Linked DNA regions of Homo sapiens: all the other regions are linked to region 1. A link is a contact called in ENCODE Hi-C or POLR2A ChIA-PET data. All regions are on one chromosome and are shown on one strand. Each heading gives the region's core, a stretch centred on a gene start or an enhancer-like site at or near the end of the contact. The rest is flanking DNA. Distances are from core to core; before and after follow the strand shown. Region 1 overlaps DNAH6 (dynein axonemal heavy chain 6). Region 2 holds the start of TRABD2A (TraB domain containing 2A). Region 3 has its middle 19 kb from the start of TMSB10.

Evidence for each region. Hi-C counts contacts between places; a loop is a spot of excess contacts on that map. ChIA-PET counts read pairs that join two places held with the same protein, here RNA polymerase II (POLR2A). Pooled maps may share reads with other maps.
Region 2: a loop to region 1 is called in a pooled map, with 4 times the contacts of the local background. The contact joins the promoter of TRABD2A here to the enhancer-like site in region 1. A Hi-C loop is called at or near these places in 5 of 50 pooled maps. POLR2A ChIA-PET finds 5 or more read pairs at or near these places in 3 of 52 experiments (CD4-positive, alpha-beta T cell, H1 and naive thymus-derived CD4-positive, alpha-beta T cell).
Region 3: a map of naive thymus-derived CD4-positive, alpha-beta T cell shows a loop between it and region 1 (5-fold over the local background). The contact joins two enhancer-like sites. A Hi-C loop is called at or near these places in 1 of 168 maps with a recorded cell type or tissue (naive thymus-derived CD4-positive, alpha-beta T cell) and 10 of 50 pooled maps. POLR2A ChIA-PET finds 5 or more read pairs at or near these places in 1 of 52 experiments (Panc1).

What each region holds. Positions count from the first base shown.
Region 1 is chr2:84,692,935-84,695,634 of GRCh38, forward strand. DNAH6 (dynein axonemal heavy chain 6) reads left to right here. Exons shown (of 77, transcript NM_001370.2): 46 at 1,315-1,546. Among named protein-coding and RNA genes, the nearest start is that of DNAH6, 180 kb to the left of the region's middle. Within about 2 kb of position 1,322, at least 4 of the 41 ENCODE cell types and tissues checked have a DNase peak (open chromatin) inside an H3K27ac peak, as active enhancers do; they include CD4-positive, alpha-beta T cell, where a contact is called at or near this core.
Region 2 is chr2:84,879,718-84,882,417 of GRCh38, forward strand. It overlaps TRABD2A (TraB domain containing 2A), which reads right to left and starts at 1,367. Exons shown (of 7, transcript NM_001277053.2): 1 at 1,215-1,367. The coding sequence starts at 1,322. RefSeq lists enhancers at 609-1,111, 1,112-1,612 and a silencer at 1,342-1,471.
Region 3 is chr2:84,922,860-84,925,559 of GRCh38, forward strand. No RefSeq gene overlaps it. Among named protein-coding and RNA genes, the nearest start is that of TMSB10, 19 kb to the left of the region's middle. RefSeq lists an enhancer at 2,220-2,269. Within about 2 kb of position 1,417, at least 19 of the 41 ENCODE cell types and tissues checked have a DNase peak (open chromatin) inside an H3K27ac peak, as active enhancers do.

The DNA.
Region 1 (2,700 bases), core at 72-2,571:
ATAAACTTTTCAATTGTGTTTAAAACATAGATTTCTACTATAAAACTTCTGCATGTAAATTACTTATAGATCTCCTAGGAAACATTTAGTGTTTTGTCTCTCCTCTAGTTTTCTTTCTTGATCTTTGGGTCCGTGGGTTCAGTCCCAGTGGTTTCTTCTATTATGTCAGTCACCATTGCCTCAGTTCTATTCCTTCTTCTCATTCCTGTAATTTCTATGATGTGGCCTCTGGGATGCCATTTGTTTCTCCGAGATTTGCCCTCCTTATCTTCCATTTTCTCTCCCATTATTTTAAGATTGCTATCTTTTTTCTGAGTTCTGGGTATATTCCTGGAGTTTGGCCTCTACTTTTCCTGTTCAACTCTCCACGGTACTCTATTTGTGAGACTTATCACCTTCCACTCAGGTTTTCAGTTTAGTGGATTTTCCATCTCTACCCAACTTTTCCTAAATTTGGGGGGGTTTCCCTCCTTTTTGAGTGCTCTCTCTCTAGTATCATCATTGTAGGGCTTTTCAAAATTCCTGTTGGCCGGGCGTGGTGGCTCATGCCTGTAATCCCAGTACTTTGGGAGGCCAAGGCAGGCGAATCATGAGATCAGGAGATCGAGACCATCCTGGCTAAGACGGTGAAACCCCGTCTCTACTAAAAATACAAAAAATTAGCCGGGCATGGTGGCAGCCACCTGTAGTCCCAGCTACTCTGGAGGCTGAGGCAGGCGTGAACCCAGGAGGCGGAGGTTGCAGCGAGCCGAGATCACACCACTGCATTCCAGCCTGGGCAACAGAGCAAGACTCTATCTCAAAAAAAAAAAAAAAATTCCTGTTAACATGAATCAGAAACTTTCTAAAATTTTGTTGGTATCCTGCAGTAAATCCATTTCAAAGTGTTCTGTTGGTCTCTCCTTCTGCACTGTGGTGTCTTTTTCTAGGTTCAGTGATTTTTCTGCTTGCTCATTCTTATAAATGGAAACCTGGGCTTAGCAATTGACAATATAAGTTGTGGCCTAGATCGGCTAGGGTCTCCAACAAAGTCCTTCAGACTTCAGGAAAAAGAGATTTTACTTTATTCTAAATTTGTACGACTAGGGCCGAGACCCAACAGCCTGTTAGGAATGGGGGAAAGAATGAAAAAGAGAAAAGCCCAGCAGTGCTGTTCACCAAACCCTGGCCTCAGATGCAGCCTGCTCTTCCCTTGCAGCATCCTGCCCAGGGAGGAGGCTCCACTGGCCACCAGCCTTTGGCTCTGGGGCAGGCTCTCTGAGCAGGAGCCATGTCTGTGAACTTGAAATAAACCCTCTGCTCTGATGTTTGCAGGATTGCTCGGATGATACGTCAAGAAAGAGGCAATGCCCTGCTTGTTGGAGTAGGAGGCACAGGAAAGCAGTCACTCACGAGACTTGCAGCTCATATATGCGGTTACAAATGTTTGCAGATTGAACTCAGCCGGGGATATAATTATGATAGTTTTCATGAAGACCTGAGGAAGTTGTACAAAATGGCTGGTGTAGAAGACAAGAATATGGTTTTCCTTTTCACTGACACCCAGGTGTGTGTTTAAATAGCCCATGGGTGAGAACAGGAAATGTATGGGTGTTACAATCGGGTGTGTGCTTTGAACAGTTTGTAGGATGAAGTTCAAGGGGATTGTTCCCTTTGATAACAGATTTCCTGCAGCTTGTAAAAGACTTTTATAATACATTTTTATTTATTTTACCAAGTATTGTTTCCCTCTTTAAATTCTTAGTAATTAAATTTGATCAAAGGTCGAGGAGGTAAGTTTTTAACTTTTCTTTGAGGGAAAAGGCAAAGATAACAGAAGGTAATAAACTATAAAAGTGCATATAAGAAAATAATTTACCAAAAATTCAATTAGGGAAACATGACTTTACCTACAGAAAGGAAAAAGTAAGGGCTATCTTTTGGGTTAAATTACCTTTAAAATTGAAGTAGGATTACATCTATATCTACAACAGCTAAATTAACTGATCTTGAATTAATTCTATAGCAGAGGACTTTCTACATTGATTATTCTTGGGTATTTTTTCTTTAGAGAAAATAAACCCATCTAGAAATTAGCCAACGAATAAAAAAGTGATAGATTTGATGCATAAATGTTTTAAATATTGTAAGCAGAATTAAATACAAAGAAAAAATTGGAAAAATATTTTTAGTATCTATGACATGCAATGAGTTTATATCTTATTATAAAAATACTTATCACAAATGAAAAAGGAAAAGTCAAGCACATCTATAGAAGAAATAGAAAAAATGTGATAGAATGTGAATACACAGTTCCAGAAAACAAAGGGCTTTAAACACCTGAAGAAATTTTCAACCTCACCATTAATGAAGGAAATTGTAATAAATAAAAATGCGAGTGACTTGGCCTTGCAAGTTGATAATGGTAAAAAATCATAATATACAGAGTTGGCAGAGGTGTGGGAATAATAGGCCTGTTTATTCTTCACTGGGAGATTATAAATTAGCAAAATCTTTCTGGAAGGTAGTTGGCAATATGTAGGTAAAGCCTTTACATTTCTTTTACGTTATACTCAAAGCTATGTACAAAGTTGCATGTATAAGAATATCTATTGTAATGTTTTTAAATAATAATCTGAGAGAGTATTAATGTCCAGTGAGAGAAAGTCATATACATAATATCTGATATAACCATATACTAGAGCACTGTGTAAAAACTGT
Region 2 (2,700 bases), core at 117-2,616, 190 kb after region 1:
CCATGCCTGGTGCAGACTCCCCTCTCCAGCTGCCGCGCCTCCTGCCTTGGTAGAGGGCCGTCCGCAGCCCCGCGACGCCTTACAGAGGCGAACACCGTGCGTCTTCCCAGCCCGGAGCTCCAGGATCGGCTCTATTTGGCCGTCCTCTGCTTTGCTGCAGTTGGGATGAGGAATAAAATTGCGAATGGCCAGGGGTGGAGGCAGACCGGGGAGCTGCGCAGGTGTCATCAAAGGTGGGCCTCTAAATTCCAGCCCCCACTCCCTCAACCCACCCCCAACCCCCCCCACCCCCGCGTCGCGGGCGCACCAGAAGGATAAGCCTGGCATGGCCCTCTCCAGAGCCAGGGACGCACAGATATCAAACCCACCGGAACAAATGCGCGAAATTCAACCTATGCCGCACTCAGAAGAGAGGGACTCGAGAACCACAGAAAATTCTGAGTGTAGGAAAACTGATCAGAGAAGGAAATATTCATCTCGAAAGAGGTCCAGCCTCGGAGACGCAAGACCTGTCCGCTATAGAGCTGTGTTGACTCGGGCAGGTCACTGAGCCTCCCTTGCCTGGGTTTCCCTCACCCACAAAACGTTGATGCGAACATCTAAAGCGCCCGGCTGGACACGCAAGGCTCGGACAGTGGTCACTCCGCGAACGCACTCTGTGACCTGGAGCACACAGGTCCCCCGCTGAGTGTCAGTTTCCCAGATCGGTAAAAACAAGGGAAATGGCTTCAACTCCCTAAAGTCCCTTCTAACTCAGGCACTGAACATATGAAGGTTAAGCCAAGCAGCTTCAGGGCGCTGTTAATATTTTGATAAGAGCAGGTGAAATTAAACTCTTAAGGAAGAGAGGGAAGAAGAAACTTCAAATAAATGTGCCCAAGTTCCTGGTCCGGTACTCCCTGGCGGATCCGTCCCCCGAAAGCTCGCGAAAATGGCTGGCGAGACCCCAGAGGCTCTCTCGGACGCCCTTGGGCTGGCGGAGGGCAAAGGCCAGGGCACTGAGTCGCTTGGAGCCTGCGGGCTGCGCCCCCGCGGGAAAGGGGAACCCGAGGGCACGGAGAGGAGAGCGAGCAAGGAGCGCCGCGGTGCTAGGTGAAAGCCCAGCCGCGGAAGTCGGCTCGGGGTCCGAAAGCGCTGCTTCGCGGGGTTCGGAGGGAAACCATCCCAAGGAGGTGCAGAGAGGCCGGCTCTCCAGCACCCGACGCGCGCCTTACTTGGGGCTTGAGCTCGCAGTTGGCGGTGCCGGGCGCCCCGCGCCGCGAAGCTGCGCCCGTGGGCAGGAGGCAGAGGGTCTGCAGCAGGAACCAGCTCCAGGGACTCATCCTCCTCAAGGCGGCTCCGAGGCCCGGAACGCGGAGGGAAGGAGTAGGGCAGAGGTGGCCGCCCGCCCTGGCTAGCCGGGGCCGCGGGGCGCCTCCGGGCGGGGCTGGGGTGAGCCCGGCAGCAGCGGCCACGTGGGGCCGGGCCTCGACCTCCCTCCCCCCACCCCACCCCCGCAGGTCAGCCCCGCGCCTAGGCGGCAGCGGAGTCCCGAACCGCGTTTCTCCCGCCCAAACCCTGCCGGGGCCGCCGCCCACCTCGTGTGACCGCAAGAGGGGTAAAGTGAAGTTCCAGCGCTGTCCTAAATTCAACCTAAAATCGCATTGGTTCCTGCGTTTACGTCTGTGCTTATGCTGCCGATTGTGAGGGGAGGGTGCCTCTTGATTGAAAGAGGCAGACAAAATAAACAAATGAAAGGCTATCTATAAAGGAAAGTTCATTTAAACAAAGGAAATCTCACGGAAGTTTTGAATGTAAAAGAGAGAGGGGAATGGTCAGTGTGTGCATCCACTGAAAATCCAGGACCACAAAAGCTGGCACTCCATTAAGAGCCCTCTTAATGGATTTTTAGGAATAATATTAAGGATGTTAACACCGAACTCAGAGGATTGCCGCAAGGATTAAAAGAGGAAATTTATGAGAAACACCTTGATTGGCACACATAGCAAGCCTGCAAACTGCAGTCGCTCCCTTTCGGCTCCAAAACCCCACTGAGGATTTTTCACAGCATTGGTCCATCAGGAAGAAAAAAAAATTATGAAAGCAAGTAGCTGTGCCCCGCCTGCCGCACCTCCTACCCATGCCTGAGCGCACTTTACCACCACCTTTTAAAGTCCAGACGTCTGCGCCATTAACTTCGGAGTGGTGTTCGCAGGAGCATTTGTCGCAGTGGTCTTTAATTGCTTTAAGTCGCTGTCCATTTTGAGAATCTGATAACTGGACGATCTCCCAGGGAAAAAGAAAAGGGGGGGGGCAGATTTGCATACAATGCGGGGAGAGGTTTTCTGAAGCCCATTTCCAACTTTCCCGTAAAGAACCCCTGGCTTTGAAGAGCCAAGTCTTTCGAGATTTAACTCCACCAACATTTAGAGTTCAGATGTTTTTGTAAAATCGCTTTTTTCTAAGTTTGAGTGGGGATTTGCTTTCTGGAATTGACTGTCTCCTGTCTTCAGATGACTGCCCCGTGTCAGCCCGGCGGCAATCGTTAGTCTCCGGGCCAACCCAGGACGATGCTTTTTGGCGTTTTCAGGCACCAGCGCTGCCACCTGCTGGCAAAAACTTTCTCTTTCGGTTGTGAGGGGGAAAAGCAAAAAGCATCAAGAACGTAAGTTGCCCTGAGCTAAGATCGAACCACTGCACTCCAGCCTGGGCCACAAAGTG
Region 3 (2,700 bases), core at 167-2,666, 230 kb after region 1:
GGTGGATCAAGGTGGGAGGTCAGGGGTTCGAGACTAGCCTGGCCAACATGGTGAAAACCTGTCTCTACTGAAAATACAAAGAATTAGCTGGGTGTGGTGGCGGGCACCTGTAATCCCAGCTTCTCAGGAGGCTAAGGCAGGAGGATTACCTGAGCCCAGGAGCTGGAGGCTTCATTGAGCCATGATCATGCCATAGCACTTCAGCCTGGGCAACAGAGCAAGACCCTGTCTCAAAAAAAAGAAGGAAGGAAGGAAGAAAGGAGGGAGGGGAGGGAGGGGAGGGAGGGAGGGAGGGATTGATTCTAGTTATATAATTCTATGTATAAAATATGCACATTTAAAAAAATATAAGGAAGACATAAAGTTATATTCTTTTGACAAAAAGAATTGTATGTAATACAGAGATTATGTAAAGCCTATTTATGAAAGAAGGTAAAAAGAAACTAGTAAATAGGTGAAAGAGATGTAAAGAGAGTCACAGATGTAAAGATGTATTTTTGGTAACAAAGATTAAGAAGAAAAGAGAATAATTTTGTATGAGAAATAATCTTATGTGGTAAATTTTTGTCCTACAGTAAAATGACTGTTTATTTAAGAAAGAGGGAAATTTATGACAAAACAAAAAGTTCAAGCATGTTGTAAATTGTCTGTGTAAATCATGATAAGGTTCATAAAAAGAAAAGCTATAAAAAATTTTGTGTATGATTAACTTGGCTATAATTAAAAGGAAATAATTTATAATAGTCATGATAAATGTGCTTAACTGCACAAGCAGCCAAAGGGCACAGGAACCACTCTGATTATTCTGTATAGAATTCATTTCCTAGGCCGGGCGCTGTGGCTCACGCCTGTAATCCCAGCACTTTGGGAGGCCGAGGTGGGAGGACCACGAGGTCAGGAGATCAAGACCATCCTGGCCAACATGGTGAAACCCCGTTTCAACTAAAAATACAAAAATTAGCCAGGCATGGTGGTGTGCGCCCGTAGTCTCAGCTACTTGGGAGGCTGAGGCAGGAGAATCACTTGAACCTGGGAGGTGGAGGTTGTGGTAAGCCAAGATCGCACCACTGCACTCTGGGCGACAGAGTGAGACTCCGTCTCAAAAAAAAAAAAAAAAAAGCAGCTGGGTGTGGTAACACACACCTGCAATCCCAGCTACTCAGGAGGCTGAGGCAGGGGAGTCACTTGAACCTGGGAGGCAGGAGTTACAGTGAGCCAAGATCAAGCCACTGCACTCCAGGCCTGGGCAATAGAGTGAGACCCTGTCTAAAAAAAAAAAAAAAAAGAAATTCAATCTGGTCCTGCACCCCACTATTAACTATATCTACCACATCAGTGCTCCTACAGGGGAGGCTACTTCCCTGAACACAGAGAGTGGGTGAGAGTCTCAGGTCCTTGAGGAAACTGCAGGCTTCTGGCTCCTCCCAGTCCTGGGGAGTTTCCCAAACCTCTCTCCCTTTGTCTTGACACTTCCTCTCATTCTCTTCCCCTGGGGTCAACCCACGTAATCCCGGTGCAGCCCATTCCTTCCTGGATTAGCCCACTAAAATGCTAAAACCCATCAGAGTTTCCTTACCACCAACACTGCTCGTGAACAAACCTGTCACCAGGACCTGAACTGTACCAAGGGATGCTTTTCCCCACTATAATCTTCATCAACCTCTTAAATAAAATAAGCACTTATAATATCCTCATATAAACATGAATAAAGGCATCTCTGGAAATGTTTCTGTTTTAATTAAGCTGCAAACGCTTCATCCTTACAAGGCATATAGAGTTTCAAGGCAAACCCATAGTTGCCCCCCACATCCCCAGACCACCCCCTCCTGACTGAAGCAGAAAAATAGGGTCTGGAGGCAGGGAACCTAAGGCCGATTCACGCTGACTTTCTAGAACTAAATCAAAAGGAAAACCCCAACTTTCCACACCTAAGTAACAAAAGGACTGGAGGCTACTCCCTTTGCAAACCCCACCCCCCTTTTCTGTGGGGCCGACGGAAAATTGAAAGTATCTCTGATTGGTTGATTTCTGCAACCAGATATTTGCATAGGAGTGTAACTTTGTAACTTCACTTCAGCCTCTGATTGGTTGCTTTCCACAACCAATCAGACACTTACAAAGGTGTAAGTTACTTTGTAACTTCACTTCAGCCTCTGATTGGTTAATTTCTGCAACCAATCAGACTGATAGTGGGCCACTATTTCTTTTACTTAGAGTGTACACCAAGTCGCCAGTGGGAAACCTCTAGAGGGTATTTAAACCCCAGAAAATCCTATGCTTGGTCTGTTCGCACCCTGTGGAGTGTACTCTCGTTTTCAATAAATTTTTGCTTTTGTTGCTTCATTCCTTCCTTGCTTTGTTTGTGCATTTTGTCCAATCCTTTGTTCAAACTGCCAAGAACCTGGACACCCTCCACCCATAACATAACCAGATTGCTGCCTTTGAGCCTCTTCTTTTTTAGAAATTCTAAAGGCGCTACTGAGAATATGATGCATGTCCCTTCAGCCACTAGCTGTTCCCATCTCTTCTGGGAGATGTTCAGCGCTGGGTCCTCTCCACCTGCCCACAGGTTTAGGGAGCCGAGGGAGCCTTCCAGAGCCTCTAAGTCACCTCTCTAGGAGGCTGTCTGCCTGGCCCACACACAGGCAGGCCCCATTCTTGGCCTCCCCAAGCCAAGAGGGCACAGACTGATGATCCAGG